Linked DNA regions of Homo sapiens: region 2 is linked to region 1. A link is a contact called in ENCODE Hi-C or POLR2A ChIA-PET data. All regions are on one chromosome and are shown on one strand. Each heading gives the region's core, a stretch centred on a gene start or an enhancer-like site at or near the end of the contact. The rest is flanking DNA. Distances are from core to core; before and after follow the strand shown.

Evidence for each region. Hi-C counts contacts between places; a loop is a spot of excess contacts on that map. ChIA-PET counts read pairs that join two places held with the same protein, here RNA polymerase II (POLR2A). Pooled maps may share reads with other maps.
Region 2: a map with no recorded cell type shows a loop between it and region 1 (13-fold over the local background). The contact joins the enhancer-like site here to the promoter of YWHAH in region 1. A Hi-C loop is called at or near these places in 1 of 37 single-sample maps with no recorded cell type and 6 of 50 pooled maps. POLR2A ChIA-PET finds 5 or more read pairs at or near these places in 1 of 52 experiments (common myeloid progenitor, CD34-positive).

The regions. Positions count from the first base shown.
Region 1 is chr22:31,942,186-31,945,854 of GRCh38, reverse strand. It overlaps YWHAH (tyrosine 3-monooxygenase/tryptophan 5-monooxygenase activation protein eta), which reads right to left and starts at 1,320. Exons shown (of 2, transcript NM_003405.4): 1 at 1,035-1,320. The coding sequence starts at 1,121. It overlaps YWHAH-AS1 (YWHAH antisense RNA 1), which reads left to right and starts at 489. Exons shown (of 3, transcript NR_171018.1): 1 at 489-622. It overlaps LOC124900477 (a long non-coding RNA gene), which reads right to left and starts at 1,021. Exons shown (of 3, transcript XR_007068065.1): 1 at 620-1,021; 2 at 177-355. RefSeq lists enhancers at 350-399, 1,143-2,000, 2,001-2,858 and silencers at 720-1,059, 1,130-1,349, 1,360-1,449, 1,730-1,879.
Region 2 is chr22:32,136,349-32,139,975 of GRCh38, reverse strand. No RefSeq gene overlaps it. Among named protein-coding and RNA genes, the nearest start is that of C22orf42, 21 kb to the left of the region's middle. Within about 2 kb of position 1,920, at least 9 of the 41 ENCODE cell types and tissues checked have a DNase peak (open chromatin) inside an H3K27ac peak, as active enhancers do.

The DNA.
Region 1 (3,669 bases), core at 71-2,570:
GGTTACAATGCAGATGTCTGAGTCTCACCGCCCGAATTTCTGAATGTATAGGTCTAAGGCGGAGTTCAAGGGGATCCTCCCAGGTCTCAGGAGGTTGTACACTGAACATAGGTTGGTGGTCGCAGTTGTTCTACCACTGTGTGACCTTGACGCAGGGAGAGGAAATATTCATTTACAGAAAACGTAAAATAACGTGGAGAGAGAGTGAGATGGTAACCGGAACTCAGAAATGCAGGTGGTGTGTGACCCACGGTATTTTGCTAGGGTGTGGCTGGGCACGACTCATCCACCGGAGAAGCTGCAGAATCGATTTATGAGGGTCTCAGGAATGCAAAGACACACAGATTCGTCTCACCTAGAAGTCACGTTTCATTTTAATCTCCAAGCAGACAGCGCAGCAGCAAACCTGGGGCTGTGGAGTGGGGCCCCACACCCTCCGCCCACTCTCCCGCCCCCGTCCACGCCTAGACTGCAGGAAAGGGGTCTTCGCACACAAAGCCAGACCCCCAGGCGTGGGAAGATGGAACCAGAACAATTCGAACGAGCAGAGCAAAACAGATCGGAATTGCAGACTTCAGGTCGTGGCAGAGAAAACCAGCTGAGACAGGGCGCCACTTACTAGGTGATTCTTTATTCCAAGTTGGGGAACGGAGGAAGACGAGAGGGGGAGCCCCCGGGTCCGGTGAAACGCTCTAGGAGAAATGCGGCTCCTTCGCGTCCCCTAGGGCACCCTCTGCCCCCGGCCGGGTTCCGAACTAAGATGTGGCGACCCCGACCGGCCCGCCCCCCTTCCGGGGCTGCCTTCGCGATCCCGAACTGCACCCTCCCGGATCCCCCACCCTGGGCCCAGCCTCAGGAAGTGGCGGGGCGCCCAGCGGGAGCGGGAAGCGCGGGCTAAGGGCGGGCGGGCGGCCACGCCCAGCCGGGTCGCCGGGTCGCCCATGGCCGGGAGGGGAACGCGCCCGCGGCCATCCCCGTCCCTCCCCAACGCCAGGCCCCCCCCGGCCAGCCGCCCGGGCTCCCGGCGCGCTCACCGCCTTCATAGCGGAGGCCATGTCGTCGTAGCGCTCCGCCTGCTCGGCCAGCCGCGCCCGCTGCAGCAGCTGCTCCCGGTCCCCCATGTCGCTCGCGGCTCGGCCTCGCCTCGCGCCTCACACCGCTGGCTCGCTAGCCCTCCCGCCGGTCAGTCCGCTCCCCGGTCGCTGCGGAGGCCGCCGCCGCGCACGCGCACTGGCTCGCCGGCCGGCCGGAGGCTGCAGGCTGCAGGCTGCAGGCAGCGCCGCCGCTCGCGCCCTCTCGCTGGCTCGCCCCGCGCGCTGTGGCTCGCGCCGCGGACAACGCCGAGGGAGGAGACGCGGCCGCGCTGGGGGATGGGAGGACGGGACGACGCCTGCGCAGTGAGAGTGGCCAGGCCGGGCGGCGGGGAGCGGCGGGAGTGGGAGGGGGGAAGGGCGGGCCGGCCCTAACGGTCTATTTCAAGGTGACGTCACCTACTATAAATAGCCACCGCCGCCGCCGCCGCCCGGCCTGAAAGCCGCGCAGGCGCTCTGCGAGTGCTGCATTTTACCGCCGCAGAGATGGAGGTGGAGAAGGGAAAGCCGGGCAGGAGACTGCGGAGCCGGTGGAGGGGGCGCGGTGATGGCGGCTGCACAGGCAGTGCATTGTCATAGCCCCACCCTGAAACGCGCCACTCCATCCACGTTAGAGATCTGGCTTGAGAAGGGCCCCAAAAGCAAGCAAACATACTGGCGGAGAAGCCGGGAGACCGCGTGCCCCGAGGGGCGGGTCCGCCCAGCCCCGCCCCAGCCGTCCCGCCCGCCCCGAGCCCTGCCTGTCCATGCGTTCTGCTGGGCCACACCTTGTACTGGTCCGGGCAGGATCGAGTCCGACCCTCGGGGACAGCCCCGCTACACAGACACACACAATCGAACCCAACCTGAGACGTAGCCTTGGGCAGGCTGTGCCTTCCACCAGAGGAGGGGACTGGGTGGCCAGGGCGGGACAAGTAATATTCAGGACACATTAGGAGCCAGCCCAGTGCTAGTCCCGTACAAGCATCCTCCTCTTTAATCCTCACTACCCAGCCCACAGTGGGCACAGCTGGTCTCCCCATATTTAAAACGTGGAACCTGAGGAAAAGCGAGGTTAGTGACTTGCTCAGGGTTACGCAGCCTGTAAGTGGTGGGGCCAGGATCTGAGTCCAAACCCAGGCTGAACTTTCTCTTGTGGCAAAGAGCTGGGGTGGCCCAACTGGCTGGTCACTGAGCCCCTCCCAATCCTGGCTGGTATTGGATGCTGAGGGTCCCTTGTGCCAGGCCCTGGACTGGGCTGCCCGACAAGCTAGGAAAATGATGATTAAAACAAGGCCCCCACTTGATTTCAACACGCCAAGGGCAGTGCAGGAGAGGGGGCCTTGGGCTCGCTGAGAATTTTATTGAGCATCTACTGCATGCTCAGCCCACAGGGATAAGCTGGATCTTGAAGGAGAGTCAGGAAAAAGATTAAGGCCTGGGGTACAGCATTGGCAAAGGCTTGGCAGTGACCTGGGAGATGGTGAGAAGAGAGGCCTAAGAATGGGAAGTGAGGTTGGGTAAAACAAGATTACGGAGTCTTTTAAATGCCAGGCCAAAGATTTGAGGCTTCATCCTTAGGTAATTGGGAAGCCATATTTCAGGCCTGGAATCTTGCTCTAGAGAGTAAGACATGTTCGAAGGGAGAAGGGAGGGAACTGGAGACCAGGCCTTTTCTGGACCTGTTTTCCATCTGGAGAATTGGACTTAACTGTTTCAAGGACTTTAGAATAGATATCCACATGCTGAAATGTCAGAGCTGGCAGGACCCTTAGAATCACCCCTGTCTAACCCCTTATCCTGAATAACGGGAAACTGAGGTCTGAGGGAAAGGAGGGGCTGGCCCTAGTTTGCACAGCGAGTGAGCAGAGCTGGGGTCTCCATACCAGGTTTCCTGCCTCCCAGGCCTTCCTCTTCCTGCTATGATGCTGAAACGATCACACTTCTGGGGGCCCATGAAACAGGATTTGAATGTGGGTCTAGGAGGAGGCCACTACCCCAGGCTTCACCATGCTTTGAAGAGTCACTTTTGCTGTTGGAATCGAGGTTAACAAACCAGGCTAATCTTTCCCCTAGTGAATATATTTAAAGAGCATGCTAGATAGTAATGAATCATCCACTCCACCCCCCATAAGGATGGGGTCCCAGTGAGAGATGGGAGGAGGGCCAGCCCTGGATGGGGGGACCTCCTCGGTTCCTTCTAGCTCTTAGAGGGCTTAGAGCCCTTCCAGCTTTTCTGATGAGGTTGGACTAAGATTGATTTCAAAACAGTGAAAATTAGGTAGAGCTGGAGCATTCTAAATAATTGATTTCTGACATGTGTAAAGGACACTCTGGTTCTCCCATGAAGCTTTTCTTCTCACCAAACTTCCTCATCTCCTCTTCCTCACCTCCTACCCACCCATCAGCTCAGTGTGCTCTCACCCTGTCCCTACTCCTCCACCGTGGCCATCAGAGCCCTCCTTGTTGTCAAAGCCAAGGAGGTTTCATAGTGCCCACCTCCCTGGCCCTCTTGGCTGGACTGGGCACGACTGCTCACCCTTCCTTGACCGACTCTCCCAGCTTCCCTTCTGCTGCTCCGGCCATTGCTCTTCTATTT
Region 2 (3,627 bases), core at 671-3,170, 190 kb before region 1:
GTTTTAACTAGACGCCCCCCCCTTCCTAAACCAAGATATTAAAGTTAATCAAGCCCTTCCCTCGGGGCCGAGAGAATTTTGAGCGTTAGCCGTGTCTCGGTTGCCGGCTAATAAAGGACTCTTAGTTCATCTCAAAGTGTGGCGTTTTTCTAACTGGCTCGGGCACAACATTTAGACCGAAGAAAGCCAAACACCATTTTATATTTGACAATGCTTCCTGTATGTTTATACCACATAAGCTAGATTTCACCTTTATATTAGTGTTATTAATGTTAAACAGTTTTAATAAAACTTTGTAGACATATTTATTCAATTTTTAATGTCTGACCTTTTATAGACTTTTTTAACCTTTTATAATTTTTGTCAAAGAGCAGGTTAGCGCTTTAAGAAAAATCTGTTGTGTTTTTATTTTAATGTCCAGTTCACAGAAAAACTGGATGATACCCCTTTAACTTTAGCCAATATGTTTACACACAGAATTTTCTTTACAATTAATGTTTCAAAACTTGCTTAAACCTTCAAAACAATTTTTGTAACCTTTTAATGTAGGTAAAAATCCACATTCTTATGCTTCCTTATAATCCTTTTACCAAAGGCATATTTTACTTTCCTTATATACCTTGCACATAAACTGTTTCTTCAACAGTTTTACATTCAGGAGGATAATTAATTTAAATTATACAACATTTCTTGCATAAATTTCTTTTTCTAACACTTTTTTTCATGATTTTCACAGACAATTCTTCGACATGTCTCAACTTTCTGACTTATTGGAAACATCCCTTTCCTTAAACAACTAGTTAATTTATTTCAGGACAAGAATTTTCCATATAACATTCCTTTTTATATAAATTCTGCACCCCCACTTTTTTTCTTTTTTCTTTTTTTCGAAGATGATAACCATTCTTTTCCAAAGCAAACTTCCTTCAGGTCTGTGGACTAGACTGTCTAAGGCCACAGATTAGAAGTTACTATCATACACGTTACACTGTTAACTTTTAGCAAAACAACTTTACTTTTGTTGAAAACCTTGTAAGTGTGGGATTTCAATTATCCTTTGCTATTAATAAGACTTTGTTTAGTCCAGATTAACTTAGAATTGGTATAGATGGCTTTTTTTTTTCCTGGTTCTGTAAGTACTTCAAGGCTTGGCTGGGTGGCAAAGTTGAGCAGACCAATTATTAGGCAATTTTCCTAACTCTACTTCTACAAGAGTTTTCCTCAATTACAAAATACCCATTGTGGTTTTTCTCCTTAATCACCTGGGAGGAACTATCTATCATCCTGTCCTGAAGGTAGTTCCTCCTAGGTCTGGTCGGATCTTTGTATGGTAATTAAGATTTAAATTCCCTGTTAGGAAATCTTCTGGGTTAAGGGAATTTTCAGGGGTTTATGTTAAATCATCTTTTTCTAACGGAGTAGCCCCATACTTTAAGATTTTTGAGTTATTAAGCTACCTTTTTGCTTTTTTTTTTTTAACTTAGGATACTTCTGAACTGGTGAGGTGTGCTCACAATGAGGTTTCCTCTAAAAGTTATTTTTCTACTTTCTTCTGTCAGCAAAGCAGTTGCCGCTACAGACTGAATGCATTCGGGCCACCCGTGGGTTAATGGGTTCAAGGAATTCACACCAAATCAGAATCAAAACCAAAACCAAAGTGCAGATAAAGGACACGCCCGTTCGTCAAGCAATTTAAACCAAGTCAAAACCAAAACCAAAACCAAAACCAAAGTGCTGATAAAGGCACGCTGTGGGTGATCAGGCCATGCTTCCACTCAAATGGAGTGGACAAGTTCCCAAGACAGGTCCTGTCAAGCAATTCAAGTCAAAATCGAAACCAAAACCAAAGTGCCGATAAAGGCACGCCCATTTGTCAAGTAATTCAAACCAAGTCAAAATCAAAACCAAAACCAAAGTGCCGACAAAGGCACGCCCGTTTGCCAAGGAATTCAAACCAAGTCAAAATCAAAACCAAAACCAAAGTGCCGATAAAGGCACTCTGTGGGTGATCAGGCCATGCTTCCACTCAAATGGAGTGGGCAAGTTCCCAAGACCAGTCCTACCATGTTCCAGATATACGGACTCCAAGCGCCAGTTCCCTCCCGGTGCTCAGCCACTGCATTGATCCTCTGCTGGGGCCTGCCATGCACTGCTCTGACAAGGCATTCCACCGGGGCAAATGCCTACCCAGGAGCATGCTCAGGATCCACGTAGCTCAAGCTGGCCAGAGTCCCCTGCAGGGATGCTCCACAGGGCAAGCCTAAGCCACCTAAGGGGCTGCTTCACTTCCCGGTCAGGGAACCAAGAAATGTAGCAGGATGAGCCACAGACAAAACTCCTCAGACACCGGGTTAAAGAAGGAAGAGGCTTTATTAGGCCGGGAGGTCAGCAGACTTGCGTCATAAGAACAGAACCGAGCTCCCCAAAGAAAGAGTTCCTGGCCCTTTTAAGGGCTTACAACTCTAAGGGGTCCACGTGACAGGGTCGTGATAGACTGAGCAAGCATGGGGTACATGACTAGGTGGGGGTAAGCAAGGCAAGTATTTCTCCACACCATTGTCTGTGATCTATAGATAGCACAAGCGATTAGGGTGGGGGTTAATCTTCAGCCTACAGGCTAAAGCAACACCAGAGAGGATGGAAGTGAGACCCCTGGAGTTGTGGTTGTGGTCAGATTGGACCTTCCCGTGGCTGCTGAGACTCTGGGGCATTGGGGATACCTGAGGATGCCTCCCTGCTCTTACTTTGTGGTCACCAAGAGATCAGGGTTACCACAACCCTATAACGTAGAGAATCCCTGTCCCCTTCCATGCCACTTCACTCCTTAGGGAAGCAAACGCCCTCCCAGGAGCTCATTCCCATTCCTGGGCCACAATCAAAGGGAAAACCTGATCCAGACATGAATTTCCTTGGGCCTCTGCATTTCCAGACATCCTGTCATTGTATGCATGGGGCTGACTGTCTCATCTCAGCTTCAGAAGCGCAGGCAGAGTTGTGGACACCCTGCTGAGCAAATGCCCACCGGAGTCAGGGGTTCAGCTTTCCTGCACCACAGCTGCAGGTGGGGGCTGGGGAGGGGGGCATAGGGGGTCCTAGGGAGTAGTTTTTGTATGAGCCTGTGTCACAGCGCTTGATGTTTAGCAGAGAGACCCAGCTGACCGTCCTAAAGAAAGGTGCAACCGAAACTCACTTCACGGGGCCTTTATAACTGAATGAGACAACATACTTAGGTATCTGGTCCTTGATATCTGAGAGATGCTGAGTAAATGAAAATGATCCTTTCTCCCTCTCTGATACTTAACGCGGCCCCTTACATTAGGCTGCTGGTTCTGGAGAGTCGCAGGGAAGCAGGATGGCTCACGCTGCTTTCTCCACAAGCTCTGGCACCCGGTAAGAACCAGCACAGCATGCATGGAGCACACACCATACACTAGGCTTGGTGCTAAGAGCTTTACATGCTTGATCTCATTTAACTGCCCTCAGAAGTCAGGGGATGATCCCCATTTCAGAGAACACTGAGGTTCATAAATGTCAAATAACCTGCCTGGAGGAATCAGGTCTGAGAACAAGGTCTGTGCTCATGACCACTGGGTGGAACCCTTCTCAACATGGTACCCGTGGTCCCAG